Linked DNA regions of Homo sapiens: region 1 is linked to region 2. A link is a loop called in an ENCODE intact Hi-C map of the cell type or tissue named here. Cell type or tissue: PC-3. All regions are shown on one strand. Links, peaks and the distances in the headings refer to the core of each region. The heading gives the core; the rest is flanking DNA. Region 1 overlaps MNAT1 (MNAT1 component of CDK activating kinase). Region 2 has its middle 84 kb from the start of TMEM30B.

The links. Peaks named below come from ENCODE experiments on the same cell type or tissue, not always from the same donor. Only the 100,000 strongest peaks of a DNase experiment are listed, where the experiment ranks them.
Region 1: it touches region 2 in a loop (3-fold over the local background); 1 of 110 quality-filtered maps calls a loop at or near these places.

Annotation. Positions count from the first base shown.
Region 1 is chr14:60,860,321-60,865,717 of GRCh38, forward strand. All of the region lies in intron 6 of MNAT1 (MNAT1 component of CDK activating kinase), which reads left to right. Among named protein-coding and RNA genes, the nearest start is that of TRMT5, 120 kb to the right of the region's middle. In PC-3, for the core only: no CTCF peak of the experiment used is centred there; a DNase peak (open chromatin) is centred at 2,201.
Region 2 is chr14:61,194,479-61,199,875 of GRCh38, forward strand. It overlaps a transcript of PRKCH not described here. Among named protein-coding and RNA genes, the nearest start is that of TMEM30B, 84 kb to the right of the region's middle. In PC-3, for the core only: CTCF peaks have their summits at 1,747 (motif pointing left) and 2,518; a DNase peak (open chromatin) is centred at 2,513.

The sequences.
Region 1 (5,397 bases), core at 298-5,297, 330 kb before region 2:
CAAGTAAAACTGAGACTTTTTTCTTTTTCTTTTCTTTTTTTTTTTTTTTTGAGACAGAGTCTTACTCTGTCGCCTAGGCTGGAGTGCAGTGGCGCGATCTCTGCTCACTGCAAGCTCCCCATCCCAGGTTCACGCCATTCTCTTGTCTCAGCCTTCTGAGTAGCTGGGACTACAGGCACCCACCACCACACCTGGCTAATTTTTTGTGTTTTTTAGTAGAGACGGGGTTTGACCTTGTTAGCCAGGATGGTCTCCATCTCCTGACCTCGTGATCCGCCCGCCTCAGCCTCCAAAGTGCTGGGATTACAGGCGTGAGCCACCATGCCCAGCTGAGACTTTTTTTTAAAGTTATTTTTGCTCAAGGTAGAGCTAGGATTTGACTGTTCAGAACTCTAAAGCCCCATGCTTTTAACATTGTGTTGGTCTAAGGGCACATTTAATATGGGGAGTCATAGGCTGATAGTGTATATGCTTGTGTTCTTGCTGGTGAGAAGATATATAGATGGGAAAGCTGTTGTGGTATGAAGAAACAAAATAAATATAGAATAAGATTGTTCTTTAAGTTATTTGTTGGTTAACCTGTAGTTAACTCATTACTTCACCAAGAATAGTTTTGGGTATTATGGAAATCTTGAAGCACATGTATTTCAAAATGAGTTAGAGGCCTTAGGCATTTAAAAAATACCACCAGTGCTGACATAATATGAGAACATAGTGTAGGATCTTGAGGCTTTTTTTTACATATTTAATGAATCTTTTATAGATATTATCAATTTTTATCTTGTCTCATGTAGTGCAGATTAATATTATGAATATAGTTGGTTAGTAATTTCCATGCTAATTTATATCTATTTGAAGATATAACACTTGAAAAACACTTAAAAGTAATTGCTTTTTTCCAAAAGATTGTATATTTCCAGAAAAAATGTTTTCTGTTTTAGTAATAAATGTAAAAACGTTCAAACTCATGAACATTTACATGAATTCATTGGATATAGGGAGACTGTATTAAGGATATAAATTATTTAAAACATCTTCCTTAGAACTGGAACAATAAGGTTATGTTGTTCAAAATGTTAAAGTTTAAAGAAAGAAATTTCTTTGTTAAGGGAAGACAAAGCATATTTGGCACTATGTATGAACATGCCTGTTTTGCTCACTGTGGAGCTCCCAATGCCTAAAATCATGTCATTAGGTTTTTTTCACCATTAAAAAAAATCAGTTTAATATTGAATTATTTTTTTAAAAAAATTTGAAAAGGTCTACAGGCATCTTAAAAATTGTCTGTACACTTGCTATTAATGAAAAAATTAGAAGAATTTCGAGCAAGAAAATATTCACCTGAATCAACATATTTTAGTGTCCTTAATGTTGAGCAATTAGCTGATAAGCTAGTTTGAACCTGACTTTCAGGATAGAATACTTTTGAGGTTGTATTTGTTTTTTTGCTTTCAACAAGGCAAGTCTTGATGCTAGATCAATTAGCAAATCTTGAAGAATTAACTTAAATGGTGTGGTAATTCCTGTTATTAGAGATATTTCTTAGAACTCATGAAATTCCTCCCTCCCACATGATATCAGATGTGTTGAGTTGAGAAAGTTGCTGGGCAGCAGTCTTGTATATCAGAGTCCAGTTCAAAGTTGTTAGAATGAGAAGTGTTTTTAAAATGTTATGGGAATGCCCGAATTACAATTGAACTTTGAAATTAAAAAGAAAACACAAGACAGTATAAAAATAAAGACCTATGAGAGTGTTGTAGCAAGTTGGGCTTTTTGTAACCTACCGTTTAAAATACAGATCTTTGAAGGCAGGTTTTTACTAATTATTTTATTACTTTGCTCTTGCTAAAGACAGCAAGGCAAGTAATTATCCTCAGATCTGAAGATTAAAAGTCTTATGATTTTTAAATAAATATTAAGCAAGGAGAGTAATTTTTATAACTGTTAGCACATATGCTTTGTGTGCTAGCTTTTTCCTAATGTAAAATAAATCTGAATATGCCATACGATTGGTGACAAATAAAAAACTCTTTGTGCAATTAAGAGAAAATCTGTTTATTTAAGAGCTCTCAAAGGTTGTAAAAGATTATACTTGGCTGTATGTGAAGGATAAATGTTGTGAAATAATGCCCCTTAGTTCCCCTTTTATAATAAATCTCAGCTGTGTGTTCAGCACAAGGGCTCAGTGCCAAAAAGAACAGGTTCAACTTGTCCGTGAGGATTTGCACCACAGTAAAGTGCACAACTGCTTTTGTAGAGGTCATTGTGGAGGTCAGGGCATGTACAGTTGAATGAAAGCAACTTTAGAAACATGGTAGATCATAGAGTTACTTGAGATTCAAAAATCAATGTTAACTTAAAACATTAAAAAGATGGAAAATCATAAGAACCTTCAAATATATTTTTATCTTTATCTACATATGTTAATATGTTTTCATACAGATTAAAAATAATTTCTTTGGCATCTTGTGCTAGTATAGTTTTAAGGATCTTCAGGATATTTTATAATTGCCAAGATTTGGAAGCGTTGACTATTTTAATATTTGTTAAATTCTTTAGAGTGTTCACATAATGAAGGTAGGATATGATGGTGGTAGAACAAAGTGTGCAGGGATATGTGCATGGTGGGAGTAAAGGCAGGGGAGTGTGGATGAGTTTTAATAAAAATATGGGTGTAATCTGGAAAATGTCTCTACAAGTCATATTTATCTTGAGTTTGTGATCGAAAGATTCGAAATTTAACAACAACAACAACAACAACAAAGAAAATGCAGTCTTATACAGTATGATTCTTTTTCCTAAATATCTCAAAAATACTTTTATACATTTGTGATAAATAGAAATAAATGAGAAATAGAATGTGGAGAGGCTGTAAGATCCCAGGACTCCAGCCAGTGCATTGAGTTTCATATAAAGAATACCTGAAAAGATATAACTAAGTAGATGCATAGCTTACCTGGGGTTATATTTTATCTAGAGCTGTACTTCATGACTCTTTTCTCGTTTCTTTTTGGTGACTATTTTTTAAAAAATGGTGATCATAGCAAAATGACAGGCAACCATTGGTTTCAGTGTGGGGATTAATTAGTAATCTTTAGAATGTGCTTCAGCAAATGCAGCTGATTGGCAGTAGCATCTGTCTCAACAACTGACGGAATGTTAGTACTTTTATCAAGTAATTTTCAGAAGGGCTCCAAAGCTGTTTTACTAAACTCTCTCATATGAACTGCTTTCTTTGTCCTCTAGGGCATTGTTTTACTAAATATACCTATCCATGAATTAACTAATTAGTGAAAGGAGGGCTATAAAATTGTTATTTTTTTAATTTTAAAAAATGGACACAAATGTGATAGTCTGTGTATTCTTGTATTTGTGGGACCACCACTATGCTCACTGATCACACACCTATGTTCTCAGATGAAAAATTTATAAAGGATTGTGATTTTGCTGTATTGTTTTTGTAGTTCGTCTCATAAAACATGTCTCTTAATTATGAAGAGTGATTTGTTAAAGTACAATAAACTGTGATTTAAAGGATTGATTAGTATAGTCAGCTTTCTAGAAAGGCAATTTACTTCTGCATTGCCAGGAATTACTCTTCTTAGTTGAAATAGCCTTTTTACTAAACTGGTTCATATTTCAAAGGATATGCAGTTTAACATTCATTAACAGACAAGCCATCAATTTTATATTGTTTGAAGAAAATATTATTTTTGCTTGTTATAAAAACAAGACAACTTCTAAGTGAGTATCTAATGAGGTTGTAGCACATCTCAGTAAAGATGAAATTTGCCTTAATCTGAATGTGTTATGGAAAAATTGAGTGTAAATATTTTCTAAAAATGAATTGATATGCTTTAATGAACTAGAGTAGCTTTCATTTAAAAAGTACTTATATACTAATGTTTTTTTAAACAAATGAGCACATTATATTTAAAAATGTTTAATAAATATAATATATTTTAAATGAAAATTTAAATAGATACTGTTAAATGCTTGAAAATAGGGACAGTTGTGGTGGTATACTTTCTGCTATATCTTCACAGTGCCTAACATCTACCAAATGTTTAATAAATAAATTTTCATATTTTAGTTCTATAATAGAGAAGTGCTTTGTGGATTTTAGCAGGATAGGGTTTAAAATCTGAGTAGGTTACTTGGTCTTGGAGAGCTTCAGTTTCTTTTCCTGTAAAACAGGTAAAACATACTTACCTCAAATGTGTATGTAATGCCTAACACAGTGCTTGGCACATAGTAGATGTTCAGTAAATATTTCTGTATCATTTTAGTGCAATTGCACTGTTAGTAATCCATTCCATATCTGCCTGACTTTAATAAAAGACAATTTATGTGAAATTTCAGGTGAGAAGGGTATCAAGTCAGTGTCTTAAATATTCTGTTCTTTTCTGCATTTTAGAGTAGATTTAATTGCATGGTGGTTTTATGAGTGTGATAGCGGTGGTGGTGGTGTTTGTGTGTATGTGCATTTGGTTTGGGGAAGTTAGATTGGGATGGTTAGAGTATTCATAGTGTTTGTTGTTTCTTTTTAGGACAGAAGAAAGGTAAAATCAGTGACAGTCTGGCTTAGGTCTTCACTTATTTTCTACAATGGGAATGGCAAAACAACTACTCCTTCTGTTGTTAAATGACCTCAAATAGAACGAGGACATTTGTTATGTAGGTTTTTTTGGAGATAGGGTAGATGATTAGAGGGATCATTTTAAAACATTTCTTCATTCATGAAACAAATATTCCTGATACATACCAACTACTGTACTAGGCACAGAAGAGTCAAATCTAAATAAAATGTGGTCTCTTAAATTATTCAGTCTCTATAATGGCGTAAAGAAACTTCTATCTTTTCACGGAAAAATATTTCTGCTTTAGAAGACTACTAATCTTACATGGTATTTTTGTTTTGCTTATGTAATAGTAGTAGTATTTGTAGATAATTTTATATAAAGCCATTTCTATATTACATTAGGAAATTTGGACTTATGTATAAGTTGTCATTGTTGGATAAAGTTCACTTATAGTGCCAAGTTAGGAATTCTTGGAAATTATTTTTGAAATTAGTAAAAGAAAGTGAGCTAAAATGCTCTATGCCTGAAAGTTTTTACAGAAAATTTCTTGCGAATACTGTTTTTCTTAAAATTAATGCAGACTCTTTTAAAGGAGGCAGGTTTTGTCTAATCAGATAGTCTCCTTGATGTTTTTCTTTTCTGATCTTTTTATAGAAACAGATATGGTTTGCTGGACACTATGTCCTCTTGGCAACAAATGGTAGTTTGGTAATAAGACAAGCATCAGAGAAATAATGTAAAAATAATACTTTTCAACATTGTATCACATTTATCAGTGCCCAAGGAAAAAATAAAACCTATAACAACAAAAACA
Region 2 (5,397 bases), core at 201-5,200:
AAGAAGGTATCATCTATAAGCCAGAAAGCAGGCCCTCACCAGACACCAAATTTGCCTTCATCTTGGACATCCCAATCTCTAGAACTGTGAGAAATAAATTTTTATTGTTTATAAGCCACCCAGTTTATGATATATTGTTATAGCAGCCCAAACAGACTAAGACATCCATTTACCCTATTTTGGCTATTGTTATTGTTGTCATATATTTTGTTTCTACATAGTTGTATTCTCACAAAACATCGTCATTATCATTTTATTTATTTATTTATTTAGAGATGGAGTCTTGCTCTCATCGCCCAGGCTTGAGTGCAATGGGGCGACCTCGGCTCACTGCAACCTCCGCCTCCCAGGTTCAAGTGATTCTCCTGCCTCACCCTCCTGAGTAGCTGGGATCACAGGCATGTGCCACCATGCCCGGATAATTTTTGTATTTCTAGTCGAGACAGGGTTTCACCATGTCGGCCAGGCTGGTCTCGAACTCCTGACCTCAGGTGATCCGCCTGCCTTTGCCTCTCAAAGTGCTGAGATTACAGGCGTGAGCCACTGCGCCTGGCCATCATTATCATTTTAAACAGTCAATATTCATTATGTTTTACCTGCATATTTACTTTTTCCATTTCTCTATATTCTTCCTGGTATTACCATGTTTCCATTTAGGATCATTTTTCTTTTGCCTAAATAACTTGCTTTAGTATATCTTTTACATAGATATCCTATCAACACATTCTGTTTTTATTTTGAACTCTACTCTGTGGTCTCTCAATGAGTTTATCTTCTATCTGTGGTACTTTCTGTGCCCAAATTTATGCAAATAAATTGTTTTCCCACCTTCAAGGATAGATTACCATAATTATGATAAGTTTTTATAGTGTATGGTTTAAAAATGTATCTTTTACCAAAAAGAGAGGATTCAAAGTGCATTTTATAACTGAAGACCTATCACATGTTAGGTTTTGAAGGCCTACTCTGTGTCAGGCAATGTGCTAGTCACTGGAACTGTAAAATTAAATGAGGCATGTTCTTCATAAAATCAAATGGGCATATACTATTGGAGAAGACAGATGAGTAAATGGTTACATTAAATGTGATAAGAATTATGCATAGGATATTTTAGGAACCAAAGGAAGAACATCCAAATTAGAATTAAGAATCAGGGCATATCTCCCGGGAAGACACCTTGGACTGAATTTTAAAGGAGTAGGAGTTGTTGAAGACCCACGTGTCAGTTAAGAGTTTGGTGAGGGGTTGCTTCCTGGCTTGTAGATGGCCACCTTCTTACTATGTTGTCACATGGACTTCCCTCAGTGGACATGGAGGAGAGAGAGAGAGCAAACTTCTGGTGTCTCTTCTTATAAGGACACTAATCCTATAGGATCAAGGCCCCACCCTTACGACCATATTTAATCTTAATTACTTCTGTAGAAGCACCCTGGGGGTTAGGGCTTCGGCATATAAATTTTGGGGGGCATGGAAACATTCAGTCCTTTATAGATAGATGGGTTTTATGAAAAAGACAGAAAAGCTATTTTTGTGCTGAAGTAGAAGAGGCAGTAAGAAGGGCAATATTAAAGATACAGGAGAGAGAGACAACATGGGTTGTTGAAATGATGGCCACCAAAAGCCAATGCATAAAGTCCTTAAAATAGCCTATTAAAAAAAGATGCTAAAGCATAACATTGGATCCTGGAGGGAAGGAGAAAGGAATTGGTGCCAGTGACGACATCTATAGATGTTTTGGGAGGAAATTGCCACCTAGTGTTAAGAAGCAAAGCCATCTGAGAATGTGGTGATGGTCAGGAGTAAGGAGCTTAGGGTAAAAGGTGGAAATATGATTGCTGAAGGGACAGCTGTACCAAGAGACAATGGATTGATAATGGCCCAGTTTCCGCCTTTGGATGATGATACTAGTTTAGGTAATTGCTTTACATATATTTGAGGTTGCTAATCTGCTCAGCCGTCACTACCATTTTGCAACAGCTCTCATCTGAAGACGGCAAATTGAAACTTGAGTTTAAAATCCTACCTTTGAGTCCAGAAGTACAGGATAGGGAACAATACAGTAGCAGATTACATTAAAACTAAAAGTAATTTTAGTTGACAGGACTATAAAAGTTAGTGCTGCTAAATGACTTTTTGGCTGCATAAATACAATATCTATACCAAAGAAGGTGAAAGCCCCTTTCCAATCTGTGCCTGTCAGGACATAACTGGAGAATTCTGACCAGTACACGTTAAGAACACAGATAAACTATGTTATAGTTACACAGAACAACAGACAGGACTCATGCTTTGCTATGTGACACGTGAACATAGACTCCCAGGGACATTTAAACTGGAAAAAAGAAGATTCAGCAATAAGAAGATCATTGTCCATTTAATCAGTCTATTCATCTTTTTTATTAAGTGCTATCACTTCAAAAGATCTTTCACACCTGCAGGCTTATTGCATCCCTATGACTTCTCTCAGACATAGGGACATTATTGCCCAGACTTCACGGACAGGGAGACTAGGACACCTAGAGGATAAATACAGGAGACAGTTTGGGCAACTGACATTCAACAACTTGCTCAGCCGTCTCACTTCTGACTTTCATGATAAATGTTTTCTTTTCTGTTCTCCTTTCGTAGCAATCCTCCCATCCTTCAGAGCTCAGCTTAAGGTCCCTATACAAAGGCTTCCTCTGCCTCATTGAGCCCTCACTGATTTTCATCTCCTTTGAAATTTGACAATGTTCAAAACAATATAAATAAAAGGACATATTTTGCCATGGGAATGTAATACTTGCTGATATATTATTTTTTGTTGTTTGCTCTAGTTTTAGATGTGTTTGTCACCTCTCCCTACATATAGTGAGAGTTGGGGTTATGTTTTATTCTTTTTTCTTATGTCCCATAGGGCTTAGCCCAGTACTAATTTGTTTCTTACAGTTATGAAGGCTGAGAAGTCCAAGGTTGAGGAGCCATGTCTGGTGAGGGCCTTCTGGCTGATGAGGACTCTCTGCAGAGTCCCAAGGCAGTGCAGGGCATCACATGGTGAGCGGGCTGAGTGTGCTAGCATGTACTCAGGTCTCTCTTCCTCTGCTTCTAGAGCCACCAGTTCCCCTCCCATGATAACTCATTAAACTATTAACCCATTAGTCCATTCATCCATGAATGAATTAATCCATTCATGAGAGCAGAGCCCTCATGACCGTATCATCTCTTAAAGGCCCCATCTCTCAATATTGCCACGTTGGGGATTAAGTTTCAACATGAGTGTTGGAGGGGAGAAACACAAACCAACACTATATCTCCAAGGCTGTTCACTATGCACACTTGCTTGAAAAGGTGATCGGAAACAAAAGACAGTGCCTCCACTTGTGAGGTGCGTAGAGATGTGAGAGACCCATGGAGAATTGTCTTCCAACTGTAGATAATTCTCATATATTCCCATGTTAACATTTTAGTAGCTAATCAGAATTGCCAATCAAATCCTTGACATTCTTCTGATCAATAGAGTAGGTCATCAAAACTGGAATCCCGTGAGGTTTAAAGTAATTGTTTTGTTTGTAAAATACATCCTGCAAATATTTTTATTTTTCTGAATTGATCCTTAAAAAAAAAAGTTATTCTTGACTGGTCTGAAGCATCTATTGTCCATTTTAAGCTTTACATCTGGACAACTAGTTTCCGAGACTTCATGTATTTAAGTGTATTTAAGGGCAATGCTTTTTATTTTCTCTGCATTAGCCATCCACTGGCTATTTATTTAACAACAATCCCATTGCACTGAATACATTGTCCTTCATGATGTAGCCTCAGCCTTCTTCAAACTCATTCACCCATGTATGCTCTGCCCCAGCCTAATTACTGGAAGCTCCCCAAACATGACCGGTTCTTCCATCCTCCATGCCTTATGTACACTGTTTCCTCTGTTGGAAAGCCTGACTCGTCAAGCAAACTCCTACTTGTCCTTCAAAACTAGACTTGTGCTTTACCTCCCCTCCTTCCCTATGTCCCCTAAGTGGAATTATTGACCTCTTCGTTCGTGACATTTGTTCATTTCTATAATAGTGTATATTATATTGCATTGTAATTATTTGTTTACATAATGATCTCCCCACAGTTAGCGTGTGGGCAGAAACTATGTCTCTATATTCCCAGTGTGAAACATAGTAGATGTTCAACAAACCTTTTTCTTTGAATGAAGGAGTACATTAGTCAGACTTCCTAGTTAGGAGTTACTGAAACAGACTCAAATGGTCTCAGGAAAAAGTAAAGGATTTGCTAAGTAGCTACTGCAGACAGATCAAAAGGCTGGAAGGCTATGTTTGGAAAATGGGCAGGATGTAAGGAAACTAAGGAGGCCAATCAGCAGAAATAAACAGATTTTCACTATCATCTTATATTTGTGCATCATTCCCATGAGATCCTCAGGCTGGGGAGGGTGTTTTATTGACTGAGCCTGTGTCACTCATGGACAAACTGGGATAAGGTTGACCTACCCCCTTAAGCTTGCAAGGCTGAGGGATGGGGGAAGACGCTACTTCCCACCAAGCTTACACACAATGGGGGAAAAGCAATTATCTGAAAGGAAACTGGAATGTCATCAGTAGGGGAAAGAAATGTGTCTAACTCCAAAAAATGACCAATATGTACTACTAATAACTGAAACTTTCCAAAAAAAAGAGACTATGATTTAAAAATCAATTTAACATTGAATGGTTTGATTATCAGCAAAATCACCATGACATTTAGCACCTTTCTTTTCCTTGATGAACTAAGAACTCTTGCATAGATTTAATAATGTGTTATGTACCCCCTGGGTGTCTGATTTACTGACTTGAGCTGAATGATTGGACTCAATACAAATAAAAAGAGCTTGCAAACTTCGCCCATGGTTTCCCAGACATCAAGGAACTAAGCTCTTTTGCTCCCTGGAGAGGCTAAAAATTCTAAAATGAAGTGCCCTCTGCTCTGGTTTCTGCTTTTCAGCATTTCTCTTCTGTTTTCACATACTTTTGCTGCTTTAAAATTAAATCTAAGAAACTCATTCCATATTTTTCATCATCTGCTTTTGAAAGTGAATGTTATGGATTTATGGTTTGGGATTCTTTGATGTTAGAGCAGCAACTATGCTTGCTTCACTTGTTTTTGTTTCATTTTTTTTTTTACATTTATGAGGCTTTGATAATTTGATTTATTAAAATGCCACAGTCAATGTAGGGGAACTGACACCATTCGCATTGTTGGAAAGCGTCATGAAACATCAGGCGCTAGTTCCCCATGGAGCGCTTACCTCTATTATTATATCTCCCCCTCCCCTTTGGTCTTCAGGAAAGTTTGGCATTAAACTTAAGCTGCACGCAAAGAATATTCATTCCTAGAACATTTCAGTATTTTTGGATTGGATTCCAT